Regions from separate parts of the Homo sapiens genome. Here all the other regions are linked to region 2. A link is a contact called in ENCODE Hi-C or POLR2A ChIA-PET data. All regions are on one chromosome and are shown on one strand. The core of a region is the stretch at or near the end of the contact, and the rest is flanking DNA. Distances in the headings are between cores, read along the strand shown. Region 1 holds the start of LINGO1 (leucine rich repeat and Ig domain containing 1). Region 2 has its middle 96 kb from the start of LINGO1. Region 3 overlaps LOC105370906 (a long non-coding RNA gene). Region 4 overlaps HMG20A (high mobility group 20A).

The links. A loop is a pair of places that touch in the nucleus more often than their neighbours do. ChIA-PET counts read pairs that join two places held with the same protein, here RNA polymerase II (POLR2A). Pooled maps may share reads with other maps.
Region 1: a map of HepG2 shows a loop between it and region 2 (5-fold over the local background). The contact joins the promoter of LINGO1 here to the enhancer-like site in region 2. A Hi-C loop is called at or near these places in 5 of 168 maps with a recorded cell type or tissue (Caco-2, HepG2, head of caudate nucleus and 2 more), 1 of 37 single-sample maps with no recorded cell type and 16 of 50 pooled maps. POLR2A ChIA-PET finds 5 or more read pairs at or near these places in 4 of 52 experiments (HEK293T, SK-N-SH and WTC11).
Region 3: a loop to region 2 is called in a map of DLD1, with 7 times the contacts of the local background. The contact joins two enhancer-like sites. A Hi-C loop is called at or near these places in 4 of 168 maps with a recorded cell type or tissue (DLD1, G401, endothelial cell of hepatic sinusoid and 1 more). POLR2A ChIA-PET finds 5 or more read pairs at or near these places in 2 of 52 experiments (HEK293T and Panc1).
Region 4: a pooled map shows a loop between it and region 2 (2.5-fold over the local background). The contact joins two enhancer-like sites. A Hi-C loop is called at or near these places in 3 of 50 pooled maps. POLR2A ChIA-PET finds 5 or more read pairs at or near these places in 3 of 52 experiments (IMR-90, OCI-LY7 and activated CD4-positive, alpha-beta T cell).

The regions. Positions count from the first base shown.
Region 1 is chr15:77,629,686-77,634,246 of GRCh38, reverse strand. LINGO1 (leucine rich repeat and Ig domain containing 1) reads left to right here and starts at 1,335. Exons shown (of 2, transcript NM_032808.7): 1 at 1,335-1,937. The coding sequence starts at 1,932. LOC105370906 (a long non-coding RNA gene) reads right to left here. Exons shown (of 4, transcript XR_001751806.2): 4 at 3,786-3,962. RefSeq lists enhancers at 382-511, 1-516, 3,911-4,476.
Region 2 is chr15:77,534,741-77,539,950 of GRCh38, reverse strand. No RefSeq gene overlaps it. Among named protein-coding and RNA genes, the nearest start is that of LINGO1, 96 kb to the left of the region's middle. RefSeq lists enhancers at 1,673-1,722, 5,111-5,210. Within about 2 kb of position 1,895, at least 10 of the 41 ENCODE cell types and tissues checked have a DNase peak (open chromatin) inside an H3K27ac peak, as active enhancers do.
Region 3 is chr15:77,605,734-77,610,367 of GRCh38, reverse strand. The region is part of intron 3 of LOC105370906 (a long non-coding RNA gene); the gene reads right to left. Among named protein-coding and RNA genes, the nearest start is that of LINGO1, 25 kb to the left of the region's middle. RefSeq lists enhancers at 2,259-2,977, 2,867-3,161, 4,417-4,634. Within about 2 kb of position 3,090, at least 6 of the 41 ENCODE cell types and tissues checked have a DNase peak (open chromatin) inside an H3K27ac peak, as active enhancers do.
Region 4 is chr15:77,454,386-77,459,558 of GRCh38, reverse strand. HMG20A (high mobility group 20A) reads right to left here. Exons shown (of 10, transcript NM_001304504.2): 2 at 1,063-1,155. The coding sequence starts at 1,151. Among named protein-coding and RNA genes, the nearest start is that of HMG20A, 36 kb to the right of the region's middle. Within about 2 kb of position 2,283, at least 2 of the 41 ENCODE cell types and tissues checked have a DNase peak (open chromatin) inside an H3K27ac peak, as active enhancers do.

The DNA of each region.
Region 1 (4,561 bases), core at 86-2,585, 95 kb before region 2:
GGCTGAACAGCGAGAAACAAGGTGCTGTTGGGGGTGGGGAGAGGTCCCTCCGTGGCAACCAGGCATCTCTGCAATGATGTTGCGCAGGCTTCCTGGGAGAGGGGGTGTCACTGGAACTGGGATTCCAGCGTCTGCCCCAGAATCCGAGAGGCTTTGGGCTAGATCCCCTCCCCCAGCCTCAGCTGCCCCTGTGGACTCAAGCTATTAGGAGTATTCATGTGCTAATGGGTTGTTCCCAGCAGGGGAGGAGGGATGGCCGTGCCGGGCGGTGTCAGCATTGATGGTTATTCTAATAAAACTGGCTTGGTGGTAAAGGGCGTCTGGCTTCAAGGAGATGGAGGGGGTAGTATAGGGAAAAAGGTGAGGTCCTGAGGGTGGTAACCTACTCTGCAGGCTTTGCCAAGACATCCCTGCTGGCCTAGTTTCTGTATCTGAGGATCAAGGAGGATCTGGATCTCCGAGGAGAGGTCCCATTCCTTGGGCCCGTCTGAAGTTGTGGCCCCAGCCGAGGATCCCCGGGACCATTCCGGGAGGAGGGAACAGTCAAGCCCAGGCGGAGGCTCTGCGCTGCCCTCTGCTGGCCACTGGGTGCAGGGCCTCCGGACGGAGCGGGCCAGAGAGGCCTGCCGCCCTCTGCTGGACAGGAAGCCAGGCTGGGCGGGGACCCCGGCTCCTGGGTAGAGCTGCCGGGCCAGCGCGGCTTCCTCGCCGTCCCCTGGAGCTTCCCATTCTGCCTGCCTCGCCCTCCCGCGCTAGAATGTGGGCCCTCTAGCCTCGCGGACTTTCGAGAGGAGGGGACAGGGCCAGGACGGGGGCTCCCGGTCGGCCTCCCCATGCCGCCCTCCAAACAACCCTGTTCGTGTAGGGAGCCCTGTCCGTCCTCGTGCGTGTGTTCGTCCACAGCCCAGTTAACACGTGTAAACACACTCGCGCGCTCACATGCACACGCATGTGGCAACACAAAAATCACACACAACGGTGTGCGCGCATACACCCAGGGAGGACCGCACGCCGGACTCCCCGACACCCGGCTGGCCCGGGACTCGCCCAGAGCCCCGGACCCGGAGGGGCGCGGCCGTGTGCAGAGCTGGAGCGCCTGGCTGGTGCGCCCCTCGCCTGCGCACCCCTGCCTGTTTCGCTGCCCTAAGCGTGCAGGGCAGCGGCTGGGGCGCCCCTCGCTCTCCGCCCCCTCCGCTGAAAGGAGACGAACCACCCCCCACCCCACCACCACCATCACCAGGTTTTGCGGCCGCGCCTTCTCCTCCCCCGCCCGGCTCCCGCGGCTCACTCGCTCCCTCCTCCCTCGATCCCTCCTCCCTCCCTGGCTCGCTCCTAGTGCTCCCTCCCCGCGCCGCTGCAGAGCGCGGAGCCCGAGCGGGAGCCGGCGCGGGAGCCGGAGCGGGCGGCGGGCGACAGCGCAGGCGGCGGCGGCGGCGGTGGGTCCTGGTCCCGGCCCCGGAGGGCGCGGAGTCCCCACCCGCGCCGCTCCGGCCCCTCTCCCGACGCGGGGCGCCGAGCAGCATGCGCGGCCGCTGCCCGCCGGCCCCGGCCCCGCGGCGGAGCGCGCCCGGCCTCGACCCCGGCCCCAGCGGCAGAGGCGGCGGCGGCGGCTCCGGGCCGGCCCAGGGGGCAGAAGCAGGCTCGCGCAGCCCCTGTCCCGCGGCCTGAGCGCGCCCGCCCATCCGCCCGCCGGGGCCGCGGCCTCCCGCCTCCCCACTCCCGAGCCCCGGCCCCGGCTCCGGCTCGGCTCCCGCCCGCGCGGGGCGGACAGACGGACAGCCAGCCCCGCGAGGGCGCGCGGACTGCCGGGCGGAGGTGTCGGAGGAGGAGGAAACGGAGGAGGGGGCTGGGCAGGGGCTGGGGCCTGGTCGGGCCGGCTGGAGAGACATGCGATTGGTGACCGAGCCGAGCGGACCGAAGGCGCGCCCGAGATGCAGGTGAGCCAGGCGGCCGCGGCCGAGCCCCGAGCGGGCAGCCCCGCGGCGAGTGCCCCTGGGGGCCGCCATCGGCCCTGGCTGCGCCCTCCTGGGGTTGCAGGGCACCTCGGTGCCACCCAGACCTCCTTTGGGGTCATAGGCCTGATTTCCCCTCAAGCCTCAGAAATGAAAATTCTTCCTTTTCCACCTCCCCTCTCTCCAACCCCAACAAATTCCGGGTTTGTAAGCTGGGAGCCTGGAGCTGGGGAGGGGCCCCCACGGGTGTCCCAGACCTGCTCTGGTCTCCCCTTCCTGTCCCCCCTCCCATTCTGAGTATTGGTCACTCTAGAGGGTAAGCCCCCTGCTCAGCCCTGGGTGGGTACCTCCCTTCGTGGACCCCAGGTACCCCCAGGCAGCCCCCACCAGCACCAGACACTCCCTAGCTGGTGGACACAGGTCAGGGGCTGGGTTTCTCCACAAGCTCCAGCCTGGATGGCAGCTCCCCACCACACACAAGCATCGCCCCTTTCCAGCTCCTGCCCAGTGAAAAGGAGATGGGGAGTAGGGAGAGTGGAAGGAAGGGAGTTGGGGACCGGGAGCGCCCAGGAACGCTTTAGGGGCCTCCCCTTTGTCTGCGTTCAGCCCGGGCTTCTCACCTCCTCTTGCCCCACTTTTCATTCTAAGGCAGAGCGGGTGGGAGGTGGGAACCAGCTGAGAAGAGGGAGGTAAGGAGGGAGCCTCCTGCTCCCCCTCACACCCTTTTCGGGGTGGGCTGTGGGCTCTCTGCTCTCAAGGCATGCCAGGAGATGTGACCCTCCGGGCGGATCCCACTTTGAGAAGGAGGGGTGGGGCCAGGCCAGTGGGCAGCCCCTCCCGGTTCCTGCTGGGGTCGCAGCCCAGCCTGGTCCAGCCTGACTGTGCCTGCACCTCCTCTTTGTTCTCAGAGGCCTTGGGGTTGGGGTGGGGCAGAAGGGGGCCTGAGAGGATGGGAAGAGCTCTGCCCTGAGCGGGTGGGAGTGCAGGAGGCCCTGAGGTAGGGGCTGTGGCATCTGGACAGCCCCTTCCTGCTCGCCCAGCCCTCCCTCAGTCCTCTGCTTGGTTTGGGCAGCCAGAGGGCGCATAGCCCAGCCTGGCCCGCGGCTCTGGGCTCAACCCTGTTGGTCATTATGCCAGTGGCTTCAGCACTGGTGCCTCCCATGCCCAGGGAGCAATGAGCCGGGACACCCAGGCGGCAGAGAGCCTGGGGCTTCCCCAGATCCAGCGCAGAGTGTCAGTGAGGAGAAGAGGGCCAGCTGCTCCCAGACCCTTTGTCCTTGTATAAGCCAGGGAGGAGCTCAAAATCCTCACGCCTCTGGGAAGGCACTAGCAGCAGGTCTACTGGGATGGCATGCCTGTCCTTCCTGCTTTCTACCCGTGGCCCGAGGTGGGAGGGAGGGTATAGGGTGGCACCGGGGAGAGACCAATAACTCCTTGGAACCGTGCTGAAAGAGGGCACAGACTCACATCGGGGATCCCAGCAGCACCCAGCTGCCCCTCCTGGAAGGGGCTTAGCGAAGGCAGGGACAGGCACCCTGTGGTGTTCTTGTCTCTGCCCCCCTCCTCACCCCCTGACAATTTAAGTGTGAGCCCCTGGGTAGGGCTTAGTTAAAGCTGCAGTGTTCCCCAGGTTCTGGAGTTAAAGAGTGGGAACCAGCTTTTAGGGGGATGGGCATGTGCTCAAAGCCAAGGGCCCTGTGTGACTGGGAGGGAGGTGGAGAGACTTACCCCTTGCGATAGTCCTCTTTCATCTGGGCTCATCTTCATCCTCTGTCCTCTGGGCATCCATTTCTCCTATATTGGGTATTGTTTTCTAAAACCCAGACTCCCAGAGGGACACCTCCCCCACCCCAACCCCCCAAAAAACAACCTCTTGTGGAGGTGGGTGGTTGTTCTGCATGAGGCTAGACGGGATCCCTGGTGCCGGTGAGGGCTCATGTGTGGTGCTGCTCTTCAGGCGCCTTCAGCCGCAGATATCTGGAGAAGCACAATTGGGGTTGGGGCGTGTTCCTGTTGGGAGATAAGGCAGTGCAGTCATTCGTGCAGGGTCCCACGGAGGCATGAGGCAGCGTGTCCAGTGGAGGGTAGGGGAAGTGGAGCCAGGGAAGGGTGGGGGGCGGTGGGTAGTAGGTGTGGTGGTTTCAGAGTCAGGGCCTTAGCTTGCTGGCTGGAGTCTCTTGGGCTAGCTGTCCTGTGTGTGGCACTCTGTGGAAGTGGCCTTCCAGCCCCACCCACCTCCATGGTTAGTCTCTGGAGGCTTTCTGTTCTGTTTCCACCAGTTCCTCCACGTATCCCCCCATCCTCACCTGGCTTGGCCCCGCATCCCCTCACAAAAGGTCCTTTCCTCTCCTTCTCCTGACCCCCTCCTCCAAGAAGCCTCTCTGCCTGCTTCAAGTCATTGCCCCTCCTTCTCCAGTCACCCACAGCATAGAACCACACTTGTTTGCACTGAATATTGTACCAGCCCAGTCACGCATGCATTTGTTCTGCACATCCTAGCCAAGCTGCCTGCTCGGCTCTGGGCTAAGCATGATCTGCCTTGAACACCCTGAGCAATCCTAGTACCCTTCCTTTTGCCCTCCTGCCTGGCCCCTGGGATGGGACAGACC
Region 2 (5,210 bases), core at 646-3,145:
CAGAAAGGCCAGAAGACCCTGTCTCTAGCACCCCCTACAGTCAATTCACTGTAGAAGGGCCTGCGGGATAGGGGAGATTGTTGGAGCCATCTTCAAAGTGCAAGCTGCCTTGTGGCTCCTCACCATGGCTGTGATGAAAGCCGCCCCCATTCCCTTCCTTTCCCAGCCCTGCCCCTCAGTACCAAGACACTGTCCCCTGCAGGAAACTTGCCTGGATTGAAAGCTATAGCTCCCACACCTCAGGGGACGGAATCACAACCACAGCCATGACGCGTCCAGGGAACATCTGGCCTCCCTCACTCTTCTCCAGAAATCTGGCCTACCCAGCTCCTTCTGCTCTCTTGGCCACTGACTCATCTGTGCTTCCCAGGGCTCCAGTACTGTCTTACGGAGGACTCTCCTGAGACCTCAGCCCCTTGCAGGACCTGCACCCCTATCTATTCACTGATGATCACCCAGTCAGTGGTTTCAGCCTAAACTTTTCCTAAAGGATCAGGTGCCCTCACCTACCTGCCAGGTGCAGAGGTCTCCCTCTTCCCTTGCACTCAGCACAGCCTGAGCCCAAAGGGCAGCCCCAGCCACCCTGGCACTGAAGCCAGAAGCCCCTCTCTCTAGTGCCCCCTACACAGGCACTTCATCTCCAGGCCCTCCCAGCTAAACTCCCAGGTCAGGTCCCTCCTCTCACCTGGCTCTCACCTGGCTCTCACCTGGCTGCTGGCAATTGCCCCTTCCCTGCGGAGTCCCTTCTCCAAGCAAGCTTTTCTAACATGAAACCCGACCTTGACCTTGCCACTCCCAGCTGAAACCCTTCCAAAGGCTCCCCAAATGTTCAGGACAAAATCCCAGCTCCTTGCCAACACAAGCAGAGCCTTTAACTGCCATTTGAATTCTTCCACTCTCTCTAGCTTCGCTTGTCACTGTTTCCCTCCTCCTCACACCTGTGCTCAGGGCTCCAGTCCCCTGGGCATGCTGCCATCCACTTCCAGGTGTTTGCACAAGCTGCTCCCTAGAATTGGAACACCTCTCATGGCCCTCACCTGGAGAGGGTCTGTTCCTCCTCACAGCGCCATCCAGTAGACTTTTCTGGACAATGGAAATGTTCCATTTCTGCACTATTCGACATGCTGTCCACTAGCCAATTGAAATGTGGCCAGTATGACTGAGGAACTGAATTGTTTATTTGTTTTTTATTTAAATGTAAATGGCCACCTGTGGCTAGTGGCTACCATATTGGATAGTATGCAGCTCCAACATAACACCTCTTCCAGGAAGCCTTCCCTGACCTCCCAAGCCTGGGCCAGATGCTCCCATAATGCTCTGTTCTCCAGGTGTTTATTCACCTGTCTCCCCAGCTGGTCTGTGAGTTCTTTTAGAGGTTATCTCTTGATCATCATGGTATCCCCAGCTCCAGGCTCTTATTAGTGACCAGTAGCTGTGCAGAGTCTATGAATTTTCTGAATCCACATCTAGGCACAGACTGGACCTTCCACGAAGACCAAATCCAAAATAACTCTGCTGAGGATCCGAGTAAATGTGTGTGTGTACACACATGTGCAGTGAATTCACGTGTAGTCATGTGTGCACACCCATTTGACCTTGGCAAGACCCGTGCAGGCCCCCACCCGGCTGGGGACAGTGGTCTCACACACAGATGCTGGCACGCTGGGCTGGACAGGAAGTGAGCCTCTGAATTGGCTTTTGTAAAAATCAAACGCTGTTTTCATTCTTGTTTCTAAGATGCTTCATCTGCATTGCAGATGAATCTTCAGGGAGTTTAAAAAGAAAAGCTTCCAGTTTTCTGTGTGGGACCACCTGCACTCTCAGTTCCACATTCTATAAACAAGCCCTTGCAGGCACAAGGGAAATTTGCCATTTAAATGAGCCTTCACCTCCTAAGTCAAAGGCCCATTTCTTGGTTACGAAGCTCTTGTTAAAGTTTTGATATTGGGTTTTCTTCAGATGGGGCCTCACGCTTCTGTTTCCCCCACTCCTCTCCCCTCCTTTTCTCCTCCTGTCCTGGCTCCTCCCTCCCTCTTAGGACACCACCATACCTCCTGCTCTGTCTGGGATGGGGTCTTCCACCCAACCATGCCAGGGTCTGAGAGAGGAAACAAGCCAGTTTCCTGCCCTCAAGGAGTTCCCACCTTTCTGTTCTGTCCTCAGTTCCCTACGATCTCCTTAAAAAGCAGAACCTTAGAATTACGCACTGGACAAATTCTTAGAGGCCTGATCCAATTTCCCATTGCACAGAGAGAGAGACTGAGGTCTGGGGAATGAACTGGACTTAGCCACACAGAACAGGGGAAAAGAGCCTCAAGCCCTCCATCCTCAGTCTGGGATTCTGGACACCACATCCCCCCACCGCCTACCCCGACTCCCTCTACCCCCATTTCCTCTACCTGGCTGCCACACTGGTGCTCCCTGACTCCCTCCTGGGCACAGACTGGTGACTAACCACCCTCAGCTGTGCCCACGGTCTTCAAGGAGGACTCCTATTTAAGAAATGAGGGGAGACTTCACCCCTTTGCCAGGCAGTCAACAGTTCCCCCCACAGGGATGTAATAATTACCAAGCCAGGCAGCAGGTGCCTCTATTACTGCTATTGTGTTCTGAGTCTCTTAAAATGGCATTGAAAGGGCATGTCAAGATCTTACAGCCTGCAATGGGACCCCCACAGAGGACTGAAAGGCGGCCACTGCAGCAGAGGCAGAAACTGGGTGTCAGGCATATGACTCAGCCAGAGCCTTCCAGAAAGCTGAGGGCAGGGGGTAGGTTGGGGAAGGGCAGGGAGTATGGGCAGCTGGCTCCAGACCCCATTCTGCCACCCACTCTTTCTGTGGACCTGGCTGGCCTAGCCCCTTTCATTCTCCATGCCTCTATTTCCCTCTTTTATTGAGGTTGGGGAGAGGGGAGGAACAGGGCTGCTAATGCCCTATATATGATGTGAAGGGTGGCCAGGGTCATCTTCTCCCTGTAGCAGCCCCCACGCCTGTGAGCCAAACCCCAGTCCACAAAGGCTCCAGCAGCTACAAGGAGACTCTCTTACCCCAAACAGCTCTCCTAGCTTTGTCCCCAAATTAGCCCTCCCCTGCTTGGCCCTACATCCCTTAGACACTTAGGAACTGAAATCATGAATGCTAGTTGAAGCTTAAGAAAGTCGAAAAAGGAGTCAGTGTCTTCAATTGTTTTAATAATGAGGGCATTGAGCAAAGCACTTTCCAGCTCCCATCAGACATCAGGAGGTGGTCTCCCAGCACTAGACCCCTAGTCTCTCCTGCTCCCTCTCTCTCTACACACACACAAACACACACACACACACACGCGCGCACACACACACACACACAGTGTGCCATGACAAGTGAGCTCTGGAAATATGGTGTAGTACCTCCCCCACTTGGTGATTCCCAAAACTGTTTAGCATTTAAAGGCTTTGGGAAGTCCTGCAAGAAAGATTCTGTTTAACTTGCTATTTCCCAAGCTTATGTGAGCATACTTTTTCTCAGGGTAGCACCTTTGAATCAGAAGTTACCTTTGCCTCCTGATAACAGAGATCCAGCCATAGTGGCCTAAACAAACTAGTAGTGTCTTTTACTCTCCCCTGTACAGAGGTCAGCAGCCCAGGGTCGGGATGGTGGCTTCACCATGCCTTCAATGTCTGAAATACCTTCTCTCTCCAGGCTAATCATCCTCAGCACTGCTGTCTATCTTCAGTGTCACCTCATGGTTCATAGTGGCAGCTGGGCTCCATCCTATCTGTATTCCAGGCAAGAAGAAAGAGGAAAGGGGGAAAACCCATGCTCTCTACCTGTCTCCCTTTTCCAGAACTTTCCCTGGAGCCTCGCCCAACAATTCTCTTGCTCATATCTCATTGGCCACCCCTGGCTGCAGGGGTCGCTGGGAAATGTAGTCTTTTAGGTGGACACCTTGCTCCCCAGAATAGAATAAGGGTTCTGTTACCATAGAAAAATGGGAACATGGCCGGGCGCGGTGGCTCAAGCCTGTAATCCCAGCACTTTGGGAGGCCAAGGCGGACCGATCATGAGGTCAGGAGATGGAGAGCATCCTGGCTAACATGGTGAAACCCCATCTCTACTAAAAATACAAAAAATTAGCCAGGCGTGGTGGCAAGTGCCTGTAATCCCAGCTACTCAGGAGGCTGAGGCAGGAGAATAGCTTGAACCTGGGAGATGGAGGTTGCAGTGAACCTAGATCGCGCCACTGCACTCTAGCTTGGGCAACAGGGCAAGACTCTGTCTCAAAAAAAAAAAAAAAAGAAAGAAAGAAAGACAGGAAAGAAAGAAAGACAGAAAAGAAAGAAAGAAAGGAAGGAAGGAAGGAAGGAAGGAAGGAAGGAAGGAAAGAAAGAAAGAAAGAAAGAAAGAAAGAAAGAAAGAAAGAAAGAAAGAAAGAAAGAAAGAGAAAGAAAGAGAAAGAAAGAGAGAAAGAAAGAGAAAGAAGGAAAGAAAGAAAGAAAGAAAGAAAGAAAGAAAGAAAGAAAGAAAGAAAGAAAGAAAGAAAGAAAGAAAGAAAGAAAGGAAAGAAAGAAAAAGGGGAACATGACTCCTGGGTGGACAAGTGCAGTCTCAGTCACTGCTTCTTTGCGTTGCAGTATTCTAGGAACTGCTTGGAGTCAGGACCAGCTGGGCCCAGCCCCTACTTCCTGCCTGTGTCTACAGGCTGTGCGGCCTTGAATAAGCTTCCTAACCTCTCTGAGCCTGTATTATTGTCTTTAAAATGGTGGTTATCATGAGGACCAAACAAGATAAAGTATGTGCAAGCAATTTATAAAGTGTAAGTTGTTATAGAAAAGAAAGATACTCTTTTTTTTTTTTTTGAGTCAAAGAGTCTCACTCTGTCACCCAGGCTGGAGTGCAATGGCGCGATCTCGGCTCACCGCAACCTCCGCCTCCCAGGTTCAAGCGATTCTCCTGCCTCAGCTTCCCTAGTAGCTGGGATTATAGGCGCGTGCCATCACACCTGACTAATGTTTCTATTTTTAGCAGAGACGGGGTTTCACCATGTTGCCCAGGCTGGCGTCGAACTCCTGAGCACAGGCAATCCACCTGCCTCGGCCTTCCAAAGTGCTAGGATTACAGGCATGAGCCACTGTGCCCGGCCCAATACTCTTGTTTTCATTCATTCCTCTAAAAAGCCTTGTGAAGCAAGCAGGGCAATACCTAGTTCCACATTTGAATGGAGAAGAAACCGAG
Region 3 (4,634 bases), core at 1,841-4,340, 69 kb before region 2:
ACATTCCCCCAGAGCCCTGATGGCCCTGCTCTGCCTCAGACCCCATGGGGTGTTGGAGTCAGGATGCCCTGCTGCCTCAAACCCTATTGGGAGCCCGCTGCTCTGCTCACCTTTTAATCTGGGGCCAAGGGGATGAGGTTGGAAGAAGCTGTTGGGGAAAAGGCAAGATATTGAATCCTGAGAGTCCAGCCTGCTTTCCAGGAGACTGAAAGCAGCACAGCCTCCAGGCCTGCTCCTCTATGAGGCAGACATGCCGGAACCAGAAAGGATGCTGAGACTGGGAACCCACCATCGACATTCAAGTGGACCCACCCGAGGGTGGCACCAGGAAGATGAGTATTAGAGGGAGCAGTGAGCACCAGAACCCTTCCCTGGTTTACCCCTCACAAGTCAGAATACAAGGCTCAGAGAGGGAAGGTAACCTGCCTAGAGTCATACAGCAGAGTGGTAGATGGAACGTGAGCTTTGGAGTCAGGCTGACCTTGGTTCAAATCCCACCTCCACCATTGAGTCCCACATGCAGAATAGGGTTAACTCCTATGTTTACAGGGTGTCTGGGAAGATCGAAGACAGTGTTGTAAAGTACCCACCTACACAGGGTGTGGCACCTGTTGGGTACACTAATGACCACTGTTACTAGCATGACATCTTTATGGGCAAGCAAGGGAGTGGTAGCTGAACTCAAGAACTGGTAGGGTAAGGGACTGTGCGGGACACAACAGGGATGGCAAATGGGTTGGGGTAGAAACCAAACCTGGCCATACCCTCTGCTTTGCCACTGGAGGCCTCAGGGCTGTGTGGAGAGGATAGAAGCAGACTCCAGCTCATGAGCCCTGTTTGCCCAGGAGAGAGAGTGGCTGTGCCCTGGGGCCCTGGAGGACAAGGAGACAGGGGAATATGTCACAGAGAGCAAGGGAGAAGGGGTAAGAGGAGGAGTGTAGACCCCTGGCTGGTATCAGGAGCCCCTGGGGAAGTTCTGCCACCAGCTGGCCAAGGGCCCTTGAGTATTTTAGGGCCTGAAGTCAGGGTTCATGAGGTACAAGGAACAGGGAGCACAGCCCACTTGGAGCTAAGTGATTTATGGAACCCTCAGAGAACCTGCTTCCATATCACCTTTCCTGCTTCTTTCCCCAACTTGGTGCCCTCTGATGACATGACAGCCTGTACAGGACTGAAAGTCACCCACTCATCCCCGCCCCAGCTCCCATTCAAAAACCCCAAGCTCCAGCCTCCTTTGTAGTCTGGCTAAGGCCTTTGATTTCTTCATTCCTAGTCTCCAGAGAAAAAAAAAGGCTGAATGGTCACTCACCAGCCAATCGGTTGGCTGCCTTGAAGTCAGGTGCCCATCCCCTTGTCCAGTCAGCTGGGGCCAAGGAGCTCAACCTTGCACAAGCCAAGTTGGGGTGAAGATGGTGCAGAAGGCATGAAGGATTGGATCAGTTATCTATTTCTGCATAACGACCACGCCCACAACTTCGTGGTTTAAAACAACTGTTTATTTGTTCCTAGCTCTGGAACTTGGGCAGAGCTTGGTGAGAACAGCTCATCTCAGTTCTGTGTGGCATCGACTGGGGAGACTTCACTGCCGCTGAAGGTCCTAGATGGCTTCTGACCATGTCTGTTGCCTCAGCTGGGAGGCTGGAAGGACTGCAGGGCCGCTGGCTCCTCTCTTTCCACATGGTCTCTCTGAGTTTTAGACTTCTTTAAGGTAACTCAGCACTCCAAGATGACATAAATGGAAGCTCCCAGGTCTCTCAAGGCCGAGGCCAGGCAGACGCATAGCACCACATTGGCTGCATTCTATTGGCCAAGGCAGTCTCAGATCCCCCTAGATTCAACGAGAGGGAGGACAGAGCCCAGCTCTCACTAGGACAAGCTGCAGTCACACGCAAAAGGGCACTCAGGGTGTGAGAGTTGTCACGGCCACCTTTGGAAATCACCTTGGAAGTCCCTGGAAGTCACAGGGACCTCTGTGGTGCCTTATTCCTTTGAGGAACCACTCACAGGTGCACAGCCCTGTATGGTTTGCTCAGGAGTAGGGGGCTTAGAGAGAGATGGTGACTGTCCCAGTGATCTACAGCTGGTAAGGAAAAAGCCAGGACCTGAACCCAAGTTTGCTGTGCAGTCTGAGTCCCTTTCCATAGTGAGGGTACGGGGGAAGTATGGCAATAATCACAATAGCTACTGTTCATTGAGGGTTTGTGCCAGGCCCCAGGCCAGATGCTCTATGTGCCTTCTCTTATTTCATCATCCCAGGAGGAGGGGCTTACAGGCTCCCTTTCAGATGAGAATACTGAGAAGTGACTATCTGCGGCCCACCACCAGCTAGGTGCTGACGTCAGGATTCACACTTAGGGCATCAATACTTCCCTGAAACAAAGCCCCACATTGGGCCCGAACCACTCCAGACTCAGGCTTCTCATCTGTGAAGCAGGCACGGCCTCCTTTCTTTGTGGAAGTTGGGGGAGGAGGGTGTGCTGTGGCCTGGATGGGTGAGCACATGGTGGCGGGGGCGTGCTCTAAGCTTCTGCCAGTCAATTCCCCCATCCTGGCCCCCAACCCACCTGGCATCCCTGTGGGGCCCTGAGACCCAGGCCCCGCAGCCTGCTCTGAGGGACTGGCACGCTAGGCCTGGCCTGGTCCCTGCTGGGCCACTAGGGACCATGGGGCAGGAGTCTAAGAACAGCAACCACATGACACATCCCTAGGAGTACAGGGCCCTCCCCCGGGAGCTCCAGCCTCTGCCTGCCTGAAGGAGCTGATTGCTCAGCCTGGAAAGGGATTTACAGTCTCCCCTTAAGCCTATTATGGCTCGTCCTGTGGCCCCAGCCCAGGCCCTGTCATCCTGCCAAGTGACAGTGCTGGTGTCTGAGAAGGGGCCACGGAGACTGAGGGATGCCCCAGTGCTCGGCCCCAGCTCCTTCCTACCCCAGCCTTCAGGCCAACCCAGGAGGCCTCTCCATGCCCTATATGTGACCCCAGCAGGGACCCAAGGTCTGGCTCTCCCTGTACACCCACTGCCTACGCCCCCTCACTCCCGGTCTGGACTGTGACACAGCCACGTAGACAGCCAATCCTGTGGCTGGGGTGGCAGGATGTTCCGGAGGAACAGAGGAGGAGGAAGCTGGAGGCAGAAGAAAGAGAAAGCCAGGCAAGAGAGAGGATAGGCGGGCCCTGCCCGTGATGCATCCCTCCTGGTTCCTGCGGTCCAAGCTCAGCCCAAAGGCAGCGGTCAGCATGGCCGGCTCCCTGTTCTGCTGATGAGAACCACAAACCTCAGAGAGGCCCAGCCACTGCCCAAGTTGCATGGCTAAGCCATGGAGCCTCAGAAACCACAAAATGCCCTTTGTGTGCGCACATTCTGTAAATGAGGAAACTGAGGTACAGTGAGGGGAAACTGAGGTACAGCATTTTGTGACAGGCCTAAGGTCACAAAACAAGTCAGTCGGCAATAGCACCAGTTCTGACTCAGCTGAATTGGGAGGTGGCCATTTCCATGGCATCCAGAAAACCTTCCTATGGGAAACACAAGGTCAGACTGGCCCCAGGGGGACACCCATTCCCAGGGGCGGGGGCGGCAGCTGGAGGCTCTGACTTCCTGCCTTTGCTGTCTGACTTGCAGACATTTACATAGCTCATTAAAAAATATGGTGTCGTAAAGAGGAGAGAGCCGGCTCGGGAAAGCCTCGTTCCCCCGTTGACTGCCAGACCTCTTGCAGGACACTCCAAGGGCGCAGGGAGCAGACCTGGATGGGAGGAGGTATGCAGCTGCCCCTCCGCAGCACCCAGAGCTGGGGCTGGGGGAAGCTTTTAAGGCATCTGTTTTCCTGGGCTCTGTCCACAGCCCTGTGCCAGGAGGTGGTGTGACCTTGTATAAGACCCTGAGCATCTCTGGACTGACCCCTCCCAAGGGCCTAGGAGAAGCCTACACTAGGTATCTCACATTCTTCCAGCTTCAGGGTTCACCCCAGGCCTCAGTGGTGTCCCCTATCTGACTTCCCTGCCCCCACGCCACTGCCAAAGTGAGGCGGAGTCACAGCCTCTCTAGCAGAATGACCTTTATGGCCCAGCCCTATACCTGGGCCCATAAATCCCTCCCTCCACGCCATGCAGTCTCCTGGAACAGAGCAAGGGGTCTGCTGACCCATCCGCCTGCCCCACCCTGGCCACCCCAGGACCACCTCTTGCCCATTTCCCAAGCGCAGCTCAGTCCAGAGCCAGGATGTCCAAAGCCCCCAGGATCCTTGCCATCAGAACAGTCACTCCCCTCCACCCAGAGGTCACCTTTCTGGAGTCTTCCTGTGTCCTTCTCAGGCAGCCTGCCAACGTCGACCACCTGGGGGGAGTCCTCGCCCCTCTGCCTCACTTTCCCTCTCTGTACAGCCAGAGTTGGGTACAACGGGCTCTGAGATCCCAACCAGACAAGACGGTCTCTGGGGAATAACAAGGTCCTCTGCCCATGGTGAGTCCAGGCAGAGCCCCTAGCTGGGAAGTAGGGACTGTGGCGAAGCCCTGCGGCCAGAAGCGTGAAGCAGGACTGCCTGACCACTGGCTGGCACCTGGCTGGCCAGGAGCCAGGAGGACAGTTGTTCCCTTTCTCCTGCAGGGCAGCTGGAAGGGACAGGGACGCTGGA
Region 4 (5,173 bases), core at 1,034-3,533, 81 kb after region 2:
CACTTTCTGGCCCATCCTGTCTAAAACTGCATCCCCAAACCCTTCCTATCCCTTTTCTCCACTTTTTTCTTTTTTTAAACTATAGTTCTTATCAACATAGTATATGTTTTGCTTATTTATCCTGTTTATTGTCTGACTCAACAAGTAGAATTTGAACTTTAAAAGGCCTATGATTTTTATCTATTTTGATCAATGCTTTCTATCTAATGCCTGGAACAATGACACATAGCAGATACTCAGAAAGTTTTTACTGAATGAATATAGTAACTAAGCAGCCTTTAGAAAAGTCTTGGAGAACACTTTCATCTGAGTAGTGAGGTCAAAGGCGGATATCAACGAGGTGAGACATAAATGTGAGGGAAGGAAACAGAATTACAAAGTATAGCCTATTTTTTAAACAGCTCTAAAGAATATTAAAATAATTCATCTTAGGGATTAGCTAGCACTTCAGTCTATTAGTGAACACACTTTCTCTTTGCCAAATAACTTCTAAACATCTAGAAAAGATAAAAATTCAAGTGGAACAGAGATTTTCAAGGGAAGAGGTGGACTACTGTTATTAACCCTTTTCTATATCTCTTTAAATATTTGTCAAAAGATCCCACAGAAAGGAGAAGGGGGTGGGATGGGGAAAGGAACAGAAGTCAGCTAAAGTTACTAAGCATCTTGAATAAAGAACCACATTAAAAAATCTGATCTTTGGGAAAAAACTATTTTAATATCTGTGGTAATTTGAACAGAAAAAATGCATTTGTTTTTTAGAGCTAGCTCTGTGGCAGGTATTTCCTTAATGGTGACTATATAATTTTCTTAACTGGAGTCACCAGTGTTTGCTAGATTCCACATATTGTTGTACCAGTTCACAAAAACCAGAGCACTGCAAAAGATAATTGAATGCAGATTACAAAGTGGTTTATGATGGCTGTCACTCTCTTTGCAAAGTGAAACAAGTGCACCGTCTATTCTTATGATATAAAACTGCCTCTTTAGGACCTCTTACTTTGCTAGAAGCTTTGTTTTGAGGCCTATGGAGAAGTCCAGTGTCCTAAAGCAGCTGCTTACCCAGTGGTAGCCAGATCATTACTCTCCTTGGAACCGTCTTCATCTGCAAAAAGGGGCGGTAGGGTGGAGCTAGTCATCAAGTTTTCCATCTCTCTGAAAGGAAAAGAGAATAAAAAAAAATTAATGGCTTAATTACTTCCATTTCAAGTTCCACTAATTTAAGAGCCAGCCTTCTTGAACTTTATCATATAAGCAACAGAATAAAAACTGACCTAAATATTTATTTTCTTGACTTGGACACATCAATTTAAACTGTATGGTAAATGGGCCTTTTAACCTTGGTCTTATCAACTGACCAGACTGAAAACAAGTTAGGTTTTAACAAATGGGATGTGGTTTGGAAAATTCCTTTTTATTTATCCAGAGTATCTTCAAAAGTATTCATTTCCTGTAGAAATTGTTAAGCAGGGTAACTCAGAAGCACTGCCACTCTGAGCAAGCTATTTAAGCTCTTTGAGCTACAATTTCACCATCTTAGACTAAGACAAAATTGCTGACTTAACCCAAAGGGTTATTGTGAGAGATTAAAATGAAAGTGCTCCATAAACAGAGAAAATCTAAGGTAGTAAGTGCATTGAGTATTATATAAAGAAAGATATTGTTATTACAGCATTACCAGTTCTCAGTCCCAGATGAATCATCTATAGATTAAATGATGGCAAACTGAGCCCTCCAAAAGGAAATAATGCAAAGGAAGTAGAGGATGGAAGGCATGCTGATGTGGCTCTCAGTCAAAGAAACCACACTTCCAGGTCAGAAATATGCTCCACACACCATCATAACCAAGAGCAGAAATAGCATGCACCTGGGTACAGGAAACAACTAAGCTTAATTGAAGAAAACAAACAAATCACAAGAACTGAGGTTATCAGACTGAAAGGATAAAAGGACAAAGTGACAAAGAGAATAATTTCATTTGGCATATCACTATGAAAAACGATTTTTGCCTTTCAAGGCTTACCACAAAGGGCATCACCCCATGTAGTTAAAAGCAGCAGTCTTCCCTTCATCATGAAAGGGATATTCAAACAAAACATTCAGCAGTGACCCCAAACATCAGCCACTTACACAGAACTGCAAAGCACTCAAGAAAGAGTGCCTCAATCAATTGGGAGAATTGAGAAGCAAATTATGAGAATTCACTTAGGAGCTTCCTCAGGAGTTATTTCAGGCGCTGCTGCTGCTAAGGAGACCTGGTGAAACAGCAATTAAAAGGAAAGCACAGCGGCAAAGCAGAGCCAGGATCACTCCACTGAGGTGGAAATATGAAGAAAATGCCGATGACACGAGGACCACATTCTCCATGTTCAATGGAGTGATTTATTTCCAAAAGATAACACTGATGTTTTATTCCTTATTCTTACTTATTCTCACTTCTAAGTTTATTATTTAGCAGGCCAAGTTCCATAAACAGCTTGATGGGAAAAACACATCTCTGTACAAATATTACCCATTACAGTAGGTAGAGCATGGAAGGTAGAGAGGAACTTCTCACTCAACCATCATAAGCACTTTATTCTACTGCAGGAATGCTTGCAACCTCTTTTCAGTTCCTTCAAGATAAGGTGTTTACAAGTGGAATAGCTCTAATAAATACCACAAAATTCCATTCCACATGTTTTACTGAATAACCCTGACTCAAGTGTACTTAAGTTTTAATTCACATTATACAATACAAAGGCGAGATTAAAGCCTGGGCTGCTAACATCACCTCACACCAATGTCAATGTTCATTTTACCAAAAGAAAACTGTAATATCTGTTAGATACCATACAGACTAACCATAGTGAGCAAACATTCAAATGGCCAGGTATATACCTTAGGGAACTCACTTGACTGGCTTTTTTTTTTTTTTTTTTTTTGACAGTCTCGCTCTGTTGCCCACGCCTCCCAGGTTCAGGTGATTCTTGTGCTTCAGCCTCCCAAGTTGCTGGGATTACAGGTACGTGCCACCACACCAGCTAATTTTTGTATTTTTAGTACAGACGGGGTATCACCATGTTGGCCAGGTTGGTCTTGAACTCCTAGCCTCAAGTGATCCGCCCACTTCGGCCTCCCAAAGTGTTAGGATTACAGGTGTGAGCCACTACGCCTGGGATTGACTGGCTTCTTTCTAAAAGTATCCCTAGAAGTCAATGGCCTTTCAAGAACCTTGAGATTCAGCATTTAAAGCTCCTGGCATTGCTCCCATGCCTCAAAAGAAGATATATTATCTGGTGAGGGACAAATGAAGTGTCTTTTCATCCACTATGCCAACATGACCCTGTTAGAGTGTTTTCCAGATATCTTTAGTCATTTCTGAAACGTGGGGAGGCAGCTGGATAACATAACCTTAACAACATATAAACAGATCATATAAACAAAGGAAGTTCAGAGAACACACATTTTTTCCTTTTTTATTTTCCCTCTCTTAAGTTTGTTGTATTCAAACCCATATGGTTTCAGATATATTTTCTCAGTGTTACTGAGTAGTCAGGTCCCTAAGAAATGAGTAATAAAGTGGGTGGAAGGTTAAGGGGCCAAGATCAACAAAAGAAGGAAATGAAGAAAAGTGCAGTGAAACCCAAAGGCCTCTAAACTAGTCCAGTAAGTCGGAAAATACAATGATTCCCAAGAATATGTCTGGGATCCTGGGAGAATGCATTTCATATGGTCCATGAGGGAGTGATTCAAAAGGAATCACGGCTACCAAGCCACTGATTGCCAAAAGCCCTTCACATGTAGCATCTGTGCCTGATGATGTCCCAGTACAGAGGTCACACTGAACTTTGAAATTTTATGCAAAGCACTTAAGAAATGTAATGAATGCTGCTCTAAATGAGTAAAGAAGAGAAATTTGTTCAAAGGCAAAGCAATATACAAGTTTGGCTCTTCACTGCACTTTATACAAACAGGTCTATCATGCAGATGTTACCTAGTAGAGGGGACTTATCCAGTGAAGGCTTCTACCAGGAAGCCTCACAAAAATGATATTACTTTGCCACTTAGAACACTTTGAACCAGGGTCTGGACCTGAGCTTTGGAAATCCCAAAATTCCCTCTAACACTAACCACTCACTGAAAAAAACCTGACATATAAAAGAGTGCCAATTTAAAATATTTTAATGATGATTATAAAGATTGTAATGAGAATTATATTAAGCGTACTAGATATTTAATGACTAGTGAACACATTTTCTCTCTGTAGTCATCTAGTAGGCCAGATCATAATCAGAACATTGCTATGGTCAATATATGGCCAGAACAAAGGAAATTAGGTGGAACTTAAGAAATGTTCCTCAACTAAGATTGCTCTAGTAATCTTTCCCAATAATAGGGATGATCACACCAATGTGACTATGTTATTCCAAATGTGTTGGACAGTGCTGGAAGCATATTTGTACTTCTGGTTTCTGGGGTTGGCTCTTTTCAAGTGCCCTTTTCTTACTTTACACATGCTAACCCCACTTCCCTAAGTCTTTTCATAGAGATGCAGCATATTCCTTCTGCACCACTCCCTCTCCAACCATACACCTCATAATTGAGAGGTGGGATTCTGCCCATCTCAACCTCATTTTCCATATTACAGCCTTTATGCAAAACCCTTGGTTCCTTTAAAACATCAGGTTCCTTGGTTATATCAACCTCATACCCAAAAATCTCTTACCATCATCTCCTATCATTTCAGCTCTCTTAATTCTCCTATTACAACTCACCTTGAACCATACAAACCTCTATTCATTGGCCCTTGATTTTCCCTTCTCTGTCCAGCTTAGATTCAATGGCTACATTGCAAATGTTCTTTTGCCAATACTCAATTCCCTTGCACTACATCTTTCTATACACTAGAAGTAGATCAACTCTGAGTTTTGGCTTTAGATGGTGGAGGAAAAAAATGACAAAATAAAGAGTATTACTATAAATGTATGGTATCCAATCACAACTGGGCCCTCTATGCTCTTAGTAATCACTTTGTATGTTCTTAGGATATTTCCCAACTGCCATGTTATCTCTGTCAAAGTTTTTCAACCAAACTCACCCAAATCCTCCAACTCAGTCAGCATTATCTTTTCACATTCCTCAACCCCAACTCACGACAAAAAGCATACTAAATTGCTTTTTTTGGAAGATA